3 separate regions of the Homo sapiens genome follow, and all the other regions are linked to region 2. A link is an interaction called in ENCODE POLR2A ChIA-PET data of the cell type or tissue named here. Cell type or tissue: GM12878. All regions are shown on one strand. Links, peaks and the distances in the headings refer to the core of each region. The heading gives the core; the rest is flanking DNA.

What was found. ChIA-PET counts read pairs that join two places held together with the same protein. Peaks named below come from ENCODE experiments on the same cell type or tissue, not always from the same donor. Only the 100,000 strongest peaks of a DNase experiment are listed, where the experiment ranks them.
Region 1: POLR2A ChIA-PET joins it to region 2 with 8 read pairs; 6 of 35 experiments call an interaction of 5 or more read pairs at or near these places.
Region 3: POLR2A ChIA-PET joins it to region 2 with 8 read pairs; 3 of 35 experiments call an interaction of 5 or more read pairs at or near these places.

The regions. Positions count from the first base shown.
Region 1 is chr7:6,047,953-6,054,060 of GRCh38, forward strand. EIF2AK1 (eukaryotic translation initiation factor 2 alpha kinase 1) reads right to left here. Exons shown (of 15, transcript NM_014413.4): 3 at 1,960-2,093; 4 at 855-892. It also overlaps the pseudogene RN7SL851P. Among named protein-coding and RNA genes, the nearest start is that of EIF2AK1, 8.2 kb to the right of the region's middle. In GM12878, for the core only: no CTCF peak of the experiment used is centred there; no DNase peak of the experiment used is centred there.
Region 2 is chr7:6,378,472-6,383,471 of GRCh38, forward strand. All of the region lies in intron 1 of RAC1 (Rac family small GTPase 1), which reads left to right. Among named protein-coding and RNA genes, the nearest start is that of RAC1, 6.4 kb to the left of the region's middle. In GM12878, for the core only: no CTCF peak of the experiment used is centred there; no DNase peak of the experiment used is centred there; H3K4me3 peaks cover 2,034 bases; H3K27ac peaks cover 312 bases.
Region 3 is chr7:6,029,251-6,035,358 of GRCh38, forward strand. All of the region lies in intron 11 of EIF2AK1 (eukaryotic translation initiation factor 2 alpha kinase 1), which reads right to left. ANKRD61 (ankyrin repeat domain 61) reads left to right here and starts at 2,126. Exons shown (of 3, transcript NM_001271700.2): 1 at 2,126-2,341; 2 at 3,589-3,686. The coding sequence starts at 2,126. In GM12878, for the core only: no CTCF peak of the experiment used is centred there; no DNase peak of the experiment used is centred there.

The DNA of each region.
Region 1 (6,108 bases), core at 1,093-6,092, 330 kb before region 2:
CTGGGCTCAAGCAGTCGTCTTGCCTCAGCCTCCCAAGTAGCTGGGACTGGGTATGCACCACCATAAGCAGCTTCTTAAATTTCTTAATGATGTAGACCAATTAGATTTTTATTTTAATGTAGAGTGCTTTATCAAGATATAATTCACATACTGTCAAATTCACCTCTCTCAAATGTACAATTCAGTGGTTTTTAGTACATAAAGTTGTGCAACCATCACTGCTACCTAATTTCAGAATATTTTCATCACCCCCAAAATAAACCCTATATCCATTAGCTTTCACTCCCCATCCTTCCCTTACCCCACTCCCTGAAAACCACTATTTACGTCTCTATGGATTCACCTACTCTGGATATTTCATAGAAATGAAATCACACAATATGTGGCCTTTTATGACTGGCTGTTTTTACTTAGGATGTTTTCAAGATTCATCCATATTGTAGCATGAATCCGTACTTCATTCCTTTTAATAGCTGAATAACACTTTATTGCAGGGATAGACCACATGCTTATCTATTCATGGGCTGATGAATATTTAGGTCAGACCAGTTAGATTTTAAACTAGTATTTAAACTAGCGAGAATTCAATGGTCCCCCTAACAGAGCCTGGGTATCAGGAATCTGAATTAACAGTGTGACCATGGAATCCACACTCAGTGGCGAGAGGCAGGGGATCAAAGAGGAGGGAATAAGAAGCAAAGCAAGTCTCAGAGCAGTACTTAATTGCTGAGAACAAAGTTTTTAATGTTCATAAATAATACTAACAATATTATGTTTTAACCTCAAATCAGTATTTTCTTAATTTTGATTTCTTTTCAATAGTCTGCATAATCAAGAAAGTTTTTCACACATACCTGATTTTCTGGATACGAGAAATATCCTCACAAGGATCCTACAATTAAAAAATTGTTTTTAAAAAGCATTTTGAAAACTTGCATGGAATAAAGAACCTATCAAAATTCAATATCACATTAACAACCCCAAATGCATAAACAATATTTTAAAAACCACTGGCTTTTTCAGTATTACTTAAGAGTTTACAACTGAAAATACTTCAAAGCTGAGAACAGACCAGCAAGCAGACAAGACTGACGTCACCTTCAAAATCCATGCAGGAGCTCCCCACCCCTCCTGCCTGCCCACCTCTCTCGCGTGTATGGTGGCACCTGGCACCCTGCTTCTGCCCGTGCCCCCTCAGTCCATTCGCAACACAGCAGCCAGTGTGACCCCACTAAAATGTAAGTCAGATTGTGTCACTCCTCTAATCAAAATCCTGTACCACCTCCCATCTTACTAAAAACCATAAATTAGGTAGGGCGCGGTGGCTCACGCCTGTAATCCCAGCACTTGGGAGGCCAAGGCAGGCACATCACGAGGTCAGGAGTTCGAGACCAGCCTGGCCAACATGAAGAAACTCTGTCTCTACTGAAAATACAAAAAATTAGTTGGGTGTGGTGGCAGGTGCCTGTGGTCCCAGCTACTTGGGAGGCTAAGGCAGGAGAATCCCTTGAATCTGGGAGGCAGAGGTTGCAATGAGCCAAGATTGCGCCACTGCACTCCAGCCCAGATGACAGTGCGAGACTCTGTCTCAAAACGAAACAAAACAAAACAAAAATAAATTGAAATTGTCTCAAGATCCCAGTCCATCTGTGGCCTCTCCTTTGCCTCTCCTCTCTTTTTTTTTTTTTTTTTCAGGCAGGTTCTCACTCTGCTGCTCAGGCTGGAGTGCAGTGGCACAACCATGGCTCACTGCAGCCTTGAACTCCTGGCCTCAAATGATCCATCTCAGCCTCCCAAAGTGCTGGGATTAAGGCATGAGCCACACCACCATGCCTGGCCTAGAGTTTATACTTTTAAAAACTTGTTTTATAATCAGAATTTCACAGTGCTTTAAAATATAATTATCTTAAAATTAAAGTATATTTTTGTCATACCCAAAGTATATTTTTTAGGGCTTACCTGACGAACTCTCTCTTTAGCAGACCTCATTAAGTGAGTAATAGCTCTGTTGTGATGTAGTCTCAATGAGCTAAACTCGTCACTACAAGTGAAAGAAGACAGCAGCCCCATTTTGATAAACGTCTGGCAAAGTACTATAAAAAGAATATGAAAAACTATTATTAGAAACATCTTTAATAAAATGGCAATTTTAAAGTGTACACAGAGAATAACGTGTAATAATAGCAATATATACAAAAACCTCAATAGGAAAAATACTATATTTATAAACACGTTAAACTTGGAGAATGTTCTCTAGAATAACGTAAAAGAAATTTTTTTTTGAGACAGAGAGTGCAGTGACAACTATCTTGGCTCACTGTAACCTCCACCTCCCGGGTTCAAGTGATTCTTCTGCCTCAACCTCCCAAGTAGCTGGGATTACAGGCGTGTGCCACCATGCCCAGCTAATTTTTCTATTTTTAGTAAAGACGGGGTTTCGCCACATTGGCCAGGCTGGTCTCGAACTCCTGGCCTCAAGTGATCTGCCCAACTCCACCTCCCAAAGTGCTAGGATTACAGGCATGAGCCACCAGGCCCAGCCCTTAGATAAATTTTTTTAAAAAGCGAAGAAACTTGGGGAATGATTCTCTAAAAGAGAAGGAACAACTAGTACACTCATTCATGAAAAGCACAACTATAATTACTTCTCTTTTTTTTTTTTTTTTTTGAGATGGAGTCTCACTCTGTCACGCAGGCTAGAGTGCACTGGCGCGATCTCGGCTCACTGCAAGCTCTGCCTCCCGGGTTCATGCCATTCTCCTGCCTCAGCCTCCTGAGTAGCTGCGACTATAGGCGCCTGCCACCAGGCCCAGCTAATTTTTTTGTATATTTAGTAGAGAAGGGGTTTCACTGTGTTAGCCAGGATGGTCTCGATCTCCTGACCTCGTGATCCACCCACCTTGGCCTCCCTAAGTGCTGGGATTACAGGCATGAGCCACTGCACCCGGCCTATAATTACTTCTCTTACCCTGTACAGTCACTTGTTTACCAAGACTAGTCAGTAAAGTACTAAGCCATTTCTAAAAAAAGGGCAAACAAAAAAAAGAGTAAACAAACTCTTCTGACATTCCACACATTACCCTTTGCTGTTAGGCAGTAAGAGAAGAATAAGAGCAGGAGGGCAAACATATGATGAGAACTTACAACAAAAGTGACCATTCATCGTCACGAAATACCTTTAACCAACATACAAAGAGCCCATGGTACACGTGTGTAAACCAAATATCAAGCTCCTTAGAAAAAGTAAGTTTCCACAAAGGTGCCTTGGCTCCTACTCATTCAACAAATACAGATACCAATGAGGACATTTTTTTTTCTTTCTTTTTTTTTTTTTTTTGAGACAGACTCTCACTCTGTCGCCCAGGCTGGAGTGCAATGGCACGATCTCGGCTCACTGCAACCTCCATCTCCAGGGTTCATGCGATTTTCCTGCCTCAGTCGCCTGAGTAGCTGGGATTACAGGTGCACACCACCACGCCTGGCTAATTTTTTTTTGAGACAGAGTCTCACCCTGTTGCCCAAATTGGAGGGCAGTGGAGCGATCTCAGATCACTGCAACCTCCGCCTCCTGGATTCTAGGGATTCTCATGCCTCACCCTCCCAAGTAGCTGGGATTACAGGCACCCGCCAACATACCTGGCTAATTTTTGTATTTTTAGTAGAGATGGGGTTTCACCATGTTGGCCAGGCTGGTCTCGAACACCTGACCTCGTGACCCGCCCACCTCAGCCTCCCAAAGTGCTAGGATTACAGGCGTGAGCCACCGTGCCCCACCAAGGATATTCTTTCTGCATCAAAAACTCTACAGTTATGAAAGCCACATTTGTTGCTAAAAAAAAAGAAAAAAGAAATAGAAAACTCTCCATTTAGATTATCAACTCACTGATTACATCAAAAACATTTATTTAAATAACCTTGTTTTAAACTTCAGTCATCTAGACTGGGCATGGTGGCTCACACCTGTAATCCCAGCACTTTGGGAGGCCAAGGCCAGTGGATCATGAGGTCACGAGATCGAGATCATCCTGGCTAACACAGTGAAACTCCGTCTCTACTAAAAATACAAAAAATCAGCCGGGCGTGGTGGTGGGTGCCTGTAGTCCCAGCTACTTGGGAGGCTGAGGCAAGAGAATCGCTTGAACCCAGAAGGTGGAGGTTGCAGTGAGCCGAGATCGCACTACCGCACTCCAGCCTGGGCGACAGAGCAAGACTCCTTATCAAAAAAAAAAAAAAAAAAAGTCATCTAAAGAGGCTGTATATAAGGAATTCAAAATTATCTTAAAATCAGTAAAATTCACAGGATTGCTTTAATCATGTACAAGATTACTGTATTTTTCTAATCTGCTTCTCTATTTGATGAGACTAATACAATAATTCCCAGTCACCAATGCTTCAGAACCTAAGGAATACACTTCCTTCTGTTCACCCCACCTCCCACCACATATGCCACTGCTTGGAATGCAGAGTGTATTATTTGCTTTATTCAAGAAGCAGTAGGTGTACAATGTACAGATATTTGTACCATTTTTCATGTCCCATCAAGTTTATCAAAATGATAATGTATCTTTAACTAAAAACGCATTCAGTTTTAAGACCACATAAAAGTATCTATAAGTTTGAGACTGTTTTGGTAAAAAAAAAAAAAAAAAAAAAAAGAACCTCAGAATCTCTGGCTGGAACTATTCTTTTTTTTTTTTTTCTCTAGAGGCAGAGTCTTACTATGTCACCCAGACTGGAGCACACTGGTTACTCACAGGAGTGATCAAAGCACACTGAAGGCCGAGGCGGGTGGATCACCAGGTCAGGAGTTCGAGACCAGCCTGAACAACATGGTGAAACCCCGTCTCTATTAAAAATACAAAAATTACCCGGGCATGGTGGCACGTGCCTACCCCAGCTACTCGGGAGGGTGAGGCAGGAGAATCACTTGAACCCGGGGGGCGGAGATTGCAGTGAGCGGAAATCGCGCCAATGCACTCCAGCCTGGGCAACAGAGTGAGACTCCATCTCGAGAAAAAAAAAAATTGTGAGCATTATCATAGTATAGATGCAAAAGAACTATATTTCATTTATTCAATTTTATGCAATTATGGGATCCACAGTTATATTTGTAAGGAATTACTCAAAGAAAAATGTAAGCTGAATTGAAGTAGGGAAATCATTAATATTTATTTCACTCCAATTTTTGTATACCAGACGCTTTCCAGACTCACAGCATTAAACAACATATTTTTATTTTGTATTTTTAATTTTTGTGAGTATATGGTAGATGTATATATTTATGGGGGTACATGAGATATTTTGATACAGACATGTGATGTGTAATAATCACATCAGGATAAATGGGGTATCCATCATCTAAAGCATTTATCCCTTCTTTGTGTTACAAACAATCCAATTATATTCTTTTCGTTATTTTTATTTTGTTGAGACTGAGTCTTGCTCTGTCGCCAGGCTGGTGTGCAATGGCGCGATCTCAGCTCACTGCAACCTCCGCCTCCCAGGTTCAAATGATTTTCCAGCCTCAGCCTCCCAAATTACAGCTGGGATTACAGGTGCCCGCCACCATGCCCAGCTAATTTTTGTATTTTTAGTAGAGACAGGGTTTCACCATGTTAGCCAGGATGGTCTCGATCTCTTGACCTCATGATCCACCTGCCTCAGTCTCCCAAAGTGCTGGGATTACAGGCGTGAGCCACCGCGCCCAGCCCATTCTTTTTTTTTTTTTTTTTGAGATGGACTTTAGCTCTTGTTGCCCAGGCTGGAGTGCAGTGGCGTGATCTCGGCTCACTGCAACCTCCGCCACCCGGGTTCAAGCAATTCTCCTACCTCAGCCTCCCAAGTAGCTGAGATTACAGCCATGTGCCATTACGCCTGGGTAGTTTTGCATTTTTTTTTTAATAGAGATGGGATTTCACCATGTTGGTCAGGCTGGTCTCAAACTCCTGACCTCAAGTGATTCACCCACCTTGGCCTCCCAAAGTGCTGGGATTACAGGCATGAGCCACTGCACCTGGCCATCTTTTTTATTATTTTTTAAATGTACAATAAATTATTGTTGACTGTAGTCACTCTGCTGTGCTATCAAATACTAGATCCAATTTATTC
Region 2 (5,000 bases), core at 1-5,000:
GAAGGCGGAAGTTGCAGTGAGCTGAGATTGTGTCACTGCACTCCAGCCTGGGCGACAAGAGCAAGGCTCTGTCTTGAAAAAAAAAGAAAAAAAGTCAGAAATAATTTGCAAAGCATGTTAGAAAATTCTAGATTTCCTGAATAGCAATTTAATTGAGATTGGCCAAGAAATATTACATAGGGTTGATACTCTTTTATTCTAAGATAGTCCTTTCTGAGCATGGGGTCTATAATTTTTTTTTCCTCCACCTTACTGCTGCCCCACCTTTTAACTTTCACTTAGTGGACCTTTGCCCCAAGATTTTCTCTCAGCTTTTCCTAGGTAAGACAGCATCACCCGGGCGCGATGGCTCATGCCTGTAATCCCAGAACTTTGGGAGGCCAAGGCAGGCGGATTGCCTGAAGTCAGGAGTTCGAGACCAGTCTGGCCAATATGGTGAAACCCTGTCTCTACTAAAAATACAAAAAAATTAGCCAAGGATGGTGGGGGGCGCCTGTAATCCTAGCTACTCGGGAGGCTGAGGCAGGGGAATTGTTTGAATCAAGGGAGGTGGAAGTTGCAGTGAGCCAATATCGTGCCACTGCACTCCAGCCTGGGTAACAGAGTGAGACTCCGTCTCAAAAAGGAAAAAAAAGACAGCATCTTACATTCAGGTATTTATAAACAACTTTTATTATTTATTTGTTTTTATTTTATATTGGCTCACTGCAGCCTCCACCTCCTGGGTTCAAGTGATTCTCCTGCGTCAGCCTCCCAAGTAGCTGGAACTACACGTGCCTGCTACCATGCCGAGGTAATTTTTTTTTTTTTTTTTTTTTTGAGAAGGAGTTTTCGCCCTTTTTGCAAAGGTTGGAGTGCAGTGGTGCGATCTCGGCTCACTGCAACCTCCTCCTCCTGGGTTCAAGCGATTCTCCTGCCTCAGCTTGTCGAGTAGGTGGGATTACAGTCACGCTCCACCACACTGACTAATTTCGTATTTTTAATAGAGACGAGGTTTCTCCTTGTTAGCCAGGTTGGTCTCAAACGCCTGACCTCAGGTTATCCACCTGCCTTAGCCTCTCAAAAAGTACTGGGATTACAGGCATGAGCCACTACGCCTGGCAATTTTTTGTATTTTTAATAGAGACAGGGTTTCACCATGTTGACCAGGTTGGTTTCGAACTCCTGACCTTAGGCGATCTGCCCGCCTTGGCCTCCCAAAGTGCTGGGATTATGGGCGTGAGCCATCGTCCCTGGCCTAAACAACAGTTTTATTATTTTATTTTTTATTTTTTTATTGCTTATTACTATTTTTTGAGATGGAGTCTCGCTCTGTCACCCAGGCCGGGGTGCAGTGGCATGATATGGGCTCATGGCAACCTCTGCCTCCTGGGTTCAAGCAGTTCTCCTGCTTTGGCCTCCCAAAGTGATGGAATTACAGGCCCGAGCCACTGCGCCCGGCCACAACTATTTTAATAGTGTTGTTTTGGTGTTGGTTGATTAAAGGAATGGGAACGAATGACTTGAAGCCCTCTCTGTTTCACTCTTTATACAAAGTGGAGTCCAGATTGGGCTAGTGGCCTGTCTAGCCCAATGTCTGACTTGGACATACATTACTGTCCAGGAGTTTCTTAGCTGAATGTGAAAAATGCCTTCCGTGACATCATCCTTACAGGAACATTCTTTACATTTATTCTTTACTTCTGTTGAACGGTGGTGGCGTGAACCATGAATTTGTTTAAGCTTTTCAGCTGTTTTGTGTGTTTTCCTCTCAAGGCATGGGGTTTCATATTTTTGACCTGTGGTAAAGGTATTTGAATTCTGCACTGGCCTCCAAATGTAGGTGTAGTATATGGCTCTGATCTTTGTTGATGATTTTATACATAATGTGGTTTTTTTTCTTGATAAGCCAAAAAAATTATACATAATGTGTGTGTGTGTGTGTGTTTTAATTTCAAATGATAGTTACAGTAAAAGTTTGGAGTTGGGCTAAGTGGGAGGAGCATCAGGAAGCCATTTTTAGAAACCTTAAATTCACCCTTTATAACTTTCTGTCTTTTTGCATTAGTCATCTGATACCTTAGTACTGCCTACTTTTTCACATCTCCATCACTACGTAGCTCTTAAAATTGTAGTCTTCCTTGAAAGGAGATGTTTTTGTCAAGAGTCTTTGCCACCAAGGCAGGATTGCATGTGATCAGTAGGAATATTTTCCTGCAATGTCTTAATATGAAAAATTTCAAACAGACTAGTGGAAAGCATTGTACAGTCAACATGCACATACCCATGGCCTGGATTCTATGACAGTATTTTGCTCTACTTGTTCATTTTGCTGTATTTGCTTTATCATGTCTTCCTGTTATCAGAGGGAACCTTTTAAGAGGATTTATAGAGGAGTTGATTTTGTTTTTTGTTTTGTTTTGTTTTGCTCTTTTTGAGGTGGAGTCTTGCTCTGTTGCCCAGGCTGGAGTGCAATGGCATGATCTCTGCTCACTGCAATCTCCGCATCCCAGGTTCAGGCGATTCTCCTGCCTCAGCCTCCTGAGTAGCTGGGCTTACAGGCACCCACCACCATGCCTGGCTAATTTTTGTATTCTTAGTTGAGACAGGTTTCACCATCTTGGCCAGGCTGGTCTGGAACTCCTGACCTCAGGTGATCCACCTGCCTCGGCCTCCCAAAGTGATGGGATTACAGGCGTCAGCCACCATGCCCGGCCTGATTTTGAAAAAGAATAGGGACTGTGTGCAGTTACATATAAATTCTTATTTTTGAACTCTTGTGTGTTCAGCTGGCTTGTATCAACTACACCAGGGTTAGCCTTGATTCTGGAAGGGTGGATTCAGACTTCAGCTCAGTTGTACATAGTGTCTTCAGCCTAAGTGAGAAACTTTATGCACTATCTTAATTTTTTGAAGCTTCTAGTGGTAATAATTGCTGGCTTTTTTTTTTTTTTTTTGGTAGAAACAGAGTCTTGCTCTGTCGCCAGGCTGGAGTGCAGTGGCACGAAATCAGCTCACTGCAACCTCTGCCTCCCAGGTTCAAGCAATTCTCCTGCCTCAGCCTCCTGAGTAGCTGAGATTACAGGCGTGTGCCACCACACCCAGCTAATTTCTTTTGTATTTTAGTAGAGACGGGGTTTCACTGTGCTGCCCAGGCTGGTCTTGAACTCCTAAGGTCAGACAGTCCGCCCACCTTGCCCTCCTAAAGTGCTAGGATTACAGGCATGAGCCACCGTGCCTGGCTTATGGCTAGCTTTCTTTACATTGATTGTGAAGTCAGATATTGGTAGTAGAACATCATAATTTTAGATTGGGTTTTGTGTTTATTTAGCACTGCACTACTCTAGTGGTGTATTTTTCTGGACAGATTTTATCTGCATAGTTAACGCAGTTATATATAAGGCCTACCGTTACAGAATCCCCATACCTTGTTTGTCAGTGTAAATCGAGGACCTTCATGCGAGGTCTTTAATTTATTCAATAAGTAGGAATATATATTTGACAGTTACTAAATTCTACTGCCTTGTCCTTAAGATCTACATACTTTTTTTTGTTTTTTGAGTCAGAGAGTCTCGCTCTGTTGCTCAGGCTGGAGTGCAGTGATGCGATCTCAGCTCACTGCAACCTCTACCCCGTGGCCTCAAGCGATACTTCTGCCTCAGCCTCCTGAGTAGCTGGGATTACAGGCGCCTGCCACCACACTCAGCTAATTTTTTGTATTTTTAATAGAGATGCAGTTTCGCTGTGTTGGTCAGTCTGGTCTCGAACTCCTGGCCTGAAGTGATCCACCCGCCTTGGCCTCTTGCTGGGATTACAGGGAAGAGCCACTGCGCCTGGCCAAGATCTACTCACTTTTAGACAGCAATATATGCTCTGTATTTTGGTTTGCAATTGTAATTGTCATTGGAAGAGTTTGGCTTTTCTGTCCTGAGATCAACGTGTCTTTAAAAGAAGGCAGTGCAGAAAGTTGTTATTTTTTGAGCTTCTTGGATCTTTTATTTTTTTAACGTGAGGAAATTCCTAGCGTTTCTAGATTTGTTGATTGTGCTTTTAAGTTTTGGTTTATAGATTTCAGGAAGTAACACTAAAGTTTACCCTACTCTCCTCAAAAAGTAAGTAAAAAGTTCTCTTGGCTGGGCGTGGTGGCTCACGCCTGTAACCCCAGCACTTTGGGAGGCCGATGGGGTGGATCTCCTGAGGTCAGGAATTCGAGACCAGTCTGGCCAACATGGCAAAACCCTGTCTCTACTGAAAATACAACAACAAAAAAAAATTAGCTGGATGTGGTGGTGCTTACGTGTAGTCCCAGCTACTTGGGAGGCTGAGGCAGGAGAATTGTTCGAACCCAGCAGGCAGAGGTTGTGGTAAGCCAGGATTGCACCATTGGGCTCCAGCCTGGAAGACAGAGCCAAGACTCCGTCTTAAAGTTCTCTTAATGGAAAAATGAAGAACATAATAGCAACATAAGTTATTTGCTTTCATTGTGGTTATTTCTACAGGACAGGGCAGGGGAAGCACAGATAGGTTAAAAAAAATTGTAGCATCATGAGCTAGGGGGAAATCCAATGTAGAAATGGCATGAACTTTCTTCCAGCCGACTCATGTTCGTTTCCTAGAGTGATGACATTGCTCGATGATTGAAAAGAGGTTGAACTGAGCAGTTAATTATATAAAGTTAGAAATTCCAAAGAAGTAGTAACTACCAGAAATTCTCCAGCAGTATCAGTCAAGACTTGTGGCCAAATACGGCTTCCATTCTTCATGAGGGAAAGGCCATGGAAAGGCTGTCACATTGCCCAGTGCAGATGTTGACTTGGTTTGTGGAAGCGCAGCGTGGACAAGGAATGAATATACACTAATAGGAGTGGAATAACCTTTTTCTTTTACCTATTTGAATAAATTAAGTAAAAGTTTTAATCAGAAGACTTAAAGAGGAGTCGATTTTATCTTTTGATTGCACTAAGCTTAAATATAAGGTTGCACTTTAAGAATTCTGTAGTTTAATAATCATATTCTTATAA
Region 3 (6,108 bases), core at 1,093-6,092, 350 kb before region 2:
GCACTTTGGGAGACTGAGGCAGGCGGATCACCTGAGGTCAGGAGTTCAAGACAAGCATGGCCAACATGGTGAAAAACCGTCTCTAAAAAATACAAAATTAGGTGTGGTGGCACGTGCCTGTAATCCCTGCTACTAGGGAGACTGAGGCAGAAGAATGGCTTGAACCCAGGAGTCAGAGGCTGCAGTGAACCAAGATTGTGGCATTGCACTCCAGCCTGGGCAACAAGAGCAAAACCCTGTCTCAAAAAAAAAAAAACCTCAACATTCAACCATTCCCCAGGCCAGCTGCATCAGAACTCCTGCGGGTGAACGCAAGCATCAGTATTATTAAAAGTCCCAAGGCTATTCTAAATTTGGAGAATATTAATGTAGAGCATGCTTTGTACACAAGTGCTTCCCAACCCTTACTGCACATCATTACCCAAGAAGCTCTTAGAAATGACTGTCCTCGGCCGGGCACGGTGGCTCACACCTGTAATCTCAGCACTTTAGGAGGCTGAGGCGGGCAAATCGCCTGAGGTCAGGAGTTCAAGACCAGGCTGGCCAACATGGTGAAACCCCATCTCTACTAAAAATACAAAAATTAGCCAGGTGTGGTGGTGCATGCCTGTAATCCCAGCTACTCGGGAGGCTGAGGCAGAATTGCTTGAACCTGGGAGGCAGAGGTTGCAGTGAGACGAGATCGCATCACTGCACTCCAGCCTGGGAAACAGAGTGAGACTCTGTCTCAAAAAAAAGAAAAGAAAAGAAACGACTGTCCTGTCGAGTCCAGAGACGTGATTTTCTATGTGTGAGAAAACATTTTAAATGGCTTTTTCAAGGCATGATAAATCTAAGCACCGGCAGCCAGCCTGCAAATGTAACAAACCACATGGCTCATCCACCTGGAAGATCACAATAAGTGAACAGGATGTAGAGGAGTCAGCCCATAAAAGGGAAGAAAGTTTCATTACTGGGAAATCCAAACTTAAGCGGGAAAGGGACCAGGGTATAACCTTCTAAGGGGATAATGCAACTTAGGCGACGTCCGGGAAGATCGTAACCCTGTAGTCCTTGACCAGTGAGGAACTGAGGTAGGGTCTTGCATGCTAGGAGATAAATCACCTGTTGTAACTGCCCTGGGTGTACCTGCCTACCAGACACGTGACCTTGCAAGAGGGCTATTAAAAGTCTCACTTTCACTGTTCTTTGTGCCTCTAAGTTCACTCTTTGGGTTTGGACGGGTGAGCATGTTTCTCGCACTACGAAAAAACTGATTTTTTTCTTTAAGACAGAGTCTTGCTGTGTCGCCAGGCTGGAGTGCAGTGGTGCCATCTCGGCTCACTGTAACCTCCACCTCTCAGGTTCAAACAATTCTCCTGCCTCAACCTCCTGAGTAGCTGGGACTACAGGCGCACGCCACCACAGCCAGCTACTTTTTGTATTTTTAGTAGCGACAGGGTTTCACCATGTTGGCCAGTATGGTCTTGATCTCTTGACCTCATGTTCTGCCCGCCCTGGCCTCTCAAAGTGCTGGGATTACAGGCATGAGCGACCGCACCCAGCCAACTTTGATATTTTTTAAAAGCTCCCAGATAACTCATATGTATTAGCCAGGGTTGGGAACTAATAGATCACACTAAATGGCTTTATTTAAGCAAAGAGTACAGACCCAAAACATCTCCCAAACTATTCCTATGCCGGAGAAAAACTGAACCCATAATGGGGAGAGGGAAGATTCTATTATAATAAAAACTAAAAAATAACTTAAGGTTAAAAGTTTTCTTACTTTAAAAGTAATAATTTTAACTTTGTATTTTAATGTATAAATTCCTCTGTTTTAGCTTTGATCATTGTTTCAGCTACACTTGAACTGGAGAGAAATCAGAAATAAAGGTGTAAGATGATAGCTTGAATATGTTTTTATGATAGAGTAGAAAACCCTAAAAACTGCTGACATTTGACATTCTATGATCAAGGAACAAAGTCTGGACGCTTGGTTCCAAACTGATGGATTGCCTTCACAGATCCAATTCTCGACAAATTCTAGAACAGTTCTAGAACTGAACTGAAAGAATCATCACAAAGAGACTGAAACTGACCAATTCCATAACAACATTTTCCCCTGAAGTCTTAAGTTTTTCTCATGGGGAATATAACCAGGAAAGGAAGCAGAGACCTGGTGGTTGACAGTGCCAAGTCCCTGGAAGATGGCCCATCTGCAGCACTTCACTCGAAACTCTATGAAGCCATCATGAGAGAAGACTGCACTACGATCGAGGTACTCCTGAGAAATCACCCTGTCAACCAGCCCATCACCATTCTGCCCAACTCCGCCAGCAACAGATTACTTCTGACCCAGGTACCCTCTTTTCTGCTCAGTCACTTCTGGAAAAAAGTCAGGCTGCTTAGAAAGAAGCATGATCTAAAGCTGGTGAACCCACTAAGCTCACGGCCCTTATGAGAATGAGACACGACTCCAGCTCACTCCACACACACTGCAGTGCTCCCCAAAGCCTGCAAAGCCTCCCCTACACATGTCACACACAAACCAACATGAGAAAACACCAGACCCTGTGTGACTGGAAGACCATTCATGTCATCTCTCAAACATACCCACAGTGATGATCTCCATGTGGTCAAATTAGTTTTTCCCTTTTTTGGCCAGACGCAGTAGCTCATGCCTGTAATCCCAGCACTTTGGAAGGCTGAGGTGGGTGGATCACCTGAGGTCAGGAGTTCGAGACCAGCCTGGCCAGCAGGGCAAAACCCCGTCTCTACTAAAAATACAAAAATTAGCCGGGCTTGGTGGCAGGAGCCTGTAATCTCAGCTACTCGGACGGCTGAGGCAGGAGAATTGCTTGAACCCAGGAGGCAGAGGTTGCAGTGAGCCAAGATCGTACCACTGCACTCTCTAGCCTGGATGACAGAGCAAGACTCCATCTCAAACAAACAAACAAAAAATAGTTTTTCCCTTTTTAATATATACATTTTCATTTTCTAAATTTTTATACAATGATTATTACTTTTACAATTAAATTCAAAAAGGAAGTCACCCTCCCTTGTACCCTACTGTCTTATCTTGCAGCCACGGTGTGAAACCACTACTTACACGTGTGTATTTTAAGAGCTGGCACAAACAGCTCTGCTAATCATAGACAGAACATATGCTGCGTTATATTTGAAAACCCTGAAGATTCAGGTTTTACTGCTGATAATACGACTTTGGCAACGACACAGCACCTACTTGTCCATCACCCTGTGGGTTAATTTAAGGAATAAGTGACTTCATAGCAAGTACCCTTAATATCACACCACAGGCTCTTCTGAAGAATCAACTTTCAAAAATTTCCAAAGCTTTTGAGTGTTATTTCTGTTGCCTCAGTAAATGTGCATTTCTGTGAAACACAGATTTTATAGGATGGAATTCACTGAATTTTGATCATTTAAAACAGGTAGTAGAAAGGAAACTTTCAATGCACATACCAGAAAAAGAGTGAGCCAATGAGACACTAAATAAATGTATTGCCTTTGAAACGGCAAGCTAACACAAACAGTATTTTTAACTACACAGGGCCACTTGTAATGTGTTTTGTTTTCCCTCCAAAGCCGACAGAGTCTATCATCCCCATCCATCTGGCTGCCAAGTACCACAAGGCCCAGAGTCTGCTCTGCCTGTTACGGCACGGTGCTGACCCAGAAGTCAGGTAAGTTAACTCCACCGAAAATCATTTCTTTTTTTTTCTTTTTTGTTTTGAGGCAGGGGTCTCGCTCTGTTGCCCAGGCTGGAGTGCAATGGCACAATCTCGCCTCACTGCAACCTCTACTTCCTGGGTTCAAGAGCTTCTCCCACCTCAGCCTCCCGAGTAGCTGGGATTACAGGTGTGCGTCACCATGCCCAGCTAACATTTGTATTTTTAGTAGAGACAGGGTTTCACCATGTTGGCCAGGCTGGTCTTGAACTCCTGGCCTCAAGTGATCCACCTGCCTCGGCCTCCCAAAGTGCTGGGATTAACAGCCCTCAGCCACAGCACCCAGCTTCACTGACAATCATTTCTAAGTGAGGATATACCTGATATAGATTTTTTTTTCAGTTCATACATTTTTTCCACTTATGTTTGGACTTGTTCGTTCTTATGAATGAACCAATGTCTTTACTGAGTAGATGAGATACTCTGAAAAACTGAGAAAAATGCAACATCATAAATATTTTGCCAAATTAATGCACATTCTGAGGATTAAGAGCTCAATGGTGGTGTTGTGAGGAATGCAGTAAAGTCCTTGCCATGGCCTTCAATAAGTTTAACCACCAAAGTTAGGTGTGAAAAATAAAATATAGGTAGACAATGGATTTTCTTTATTTTTGGTTTTTGTTTTTTGAGACAGAGTCTCGCTCTGTCGCCCAGGCTGGAGTGCAGTGGCACCATTCTCCTGGGTTCACGCCATTCTCCTGCCTCAGCCTCCCAAGTAGCTGGGACTACAGGCGCCTGCCACCACGCCTGGCTAATTTTTTGTATTTTTAGTAGAGATGGGGTTTCACCATGTTAGCCAGGATAGTCTCAATCTCCTGACCTCGTGATCCGTCCACCTCAGCCTCCCAAAGTGCTGGGATTACAGGCGTGAGCCGCCGTGCCTGGCCGACAATGGATTTTCTTGTTTATTACTCTCCACTAGAAGGTAAGCCGCATGAAAGAGAAGTTGACCTTGTGCACCACTGTATCTCCAGCACCTCAACCAAATCAATGCCTGACACTTAGCACGTGCTCAGTAATACTATCCGAGTGAATGAAAGAATTAAGTAGTATAGGCCGGGCGCGGTGGCTCACGCCTGTAATCCCAGCACCATGGGAGGCTGAGGTGGGTGGATCATGAGGTCAGGAGTTCGAGACCAGCCTGGTGAAACCTCATCTCTACTAAAAATACAAAAACTAGCCAGGCGTGGTGGCGGGCGCCTGTAGTCCCAGCTACTCGGGAGGCTGAGGCAGGAGAATCGCTTGAACCCGTGAGGCAGCAGTTGCAGTGAGCCAAAATCACGCCACCACACTCCAGCCTGGGCGACAGAGCAAGACTCCATCTCAAAATAATAATAATAATAGAACTTCTTGCCCCAAATCCTTACCATGCTCCAGAAGAACCCACCTGACCTGTCTTGCTCCCAGCCTCTCCCTGAGCACCCCACCCCAGCTCTGCAAGTCCTCTGGAAGTCCCTTCCACATCTCAACCATCACAGACTCGCCCCATTCTCCTTAGGGGACCCTTTCCTACCCTGCATACTGCATGCACTATGTGAGGCTTCTGCACCTCTCTAGAACTCTGCCGGCTTCCACTATTTACTGAGCTGTTTCACTGTTTCACGTCTATCTTCCCTGCTAGACTATAAGCCCTACAAAGGTAGGGGCCACCTGCTGTTTCACCATATCCATAGCCTAGGGCCTCACGCTAAACAAATCTATGTGAACTAAAATCATTTTCTAATTTCAGCAGAGCAGTTAGATTTACATAATAAACCTTCCTTTTGCTCTGCCAAAACAAAGGAATTTTTGAAAGCGCTTCTGAGATGAGGGCCAAGTTGTAAAATGCCCATTCCACCTGGCCTGGAGCAGGGAATGAACTTCGGAATGACCACAGGTCTTCAGATTCAACCCCTGTCACTTCTGCTCCCTACACACTCACGCAGAAAAATGTCGGGTAGGAGAGCAGAGACAGAGCCTCTAAGAAAGGAGTCAACGGGAGTTCGGGCCTTCACGGCTCACTTCTGTGGCAATAACAGATCACACTCAAGTCCACACAATTTCACAGAAAGCCAGTAACCCAGCCCAGCACTGTGTGAGGTGCCAGACTGCAGAAATCACTAAGATACAGCCTTGAAGGGACACAGCCCTAGCGGGGACGGCACAGGTAAAACAGGCTGCTCCAAGAAGCTGGGCCTTCTTCACAACATTGTATAAAAGTGAAAATAATTTTTCAAAAAAAAAAATTATATATACATAAAATGAAGCTAGGCCCCATCACGTAGTGATGCATCCCACCACATCCCACGAAAAACCCTGGGATAGCCTGAGAAACTACCCAGCGATACAGATTTTGAAACACGTCCTTAAGGTAATTGAAGGGTCTTACTTTAAATAA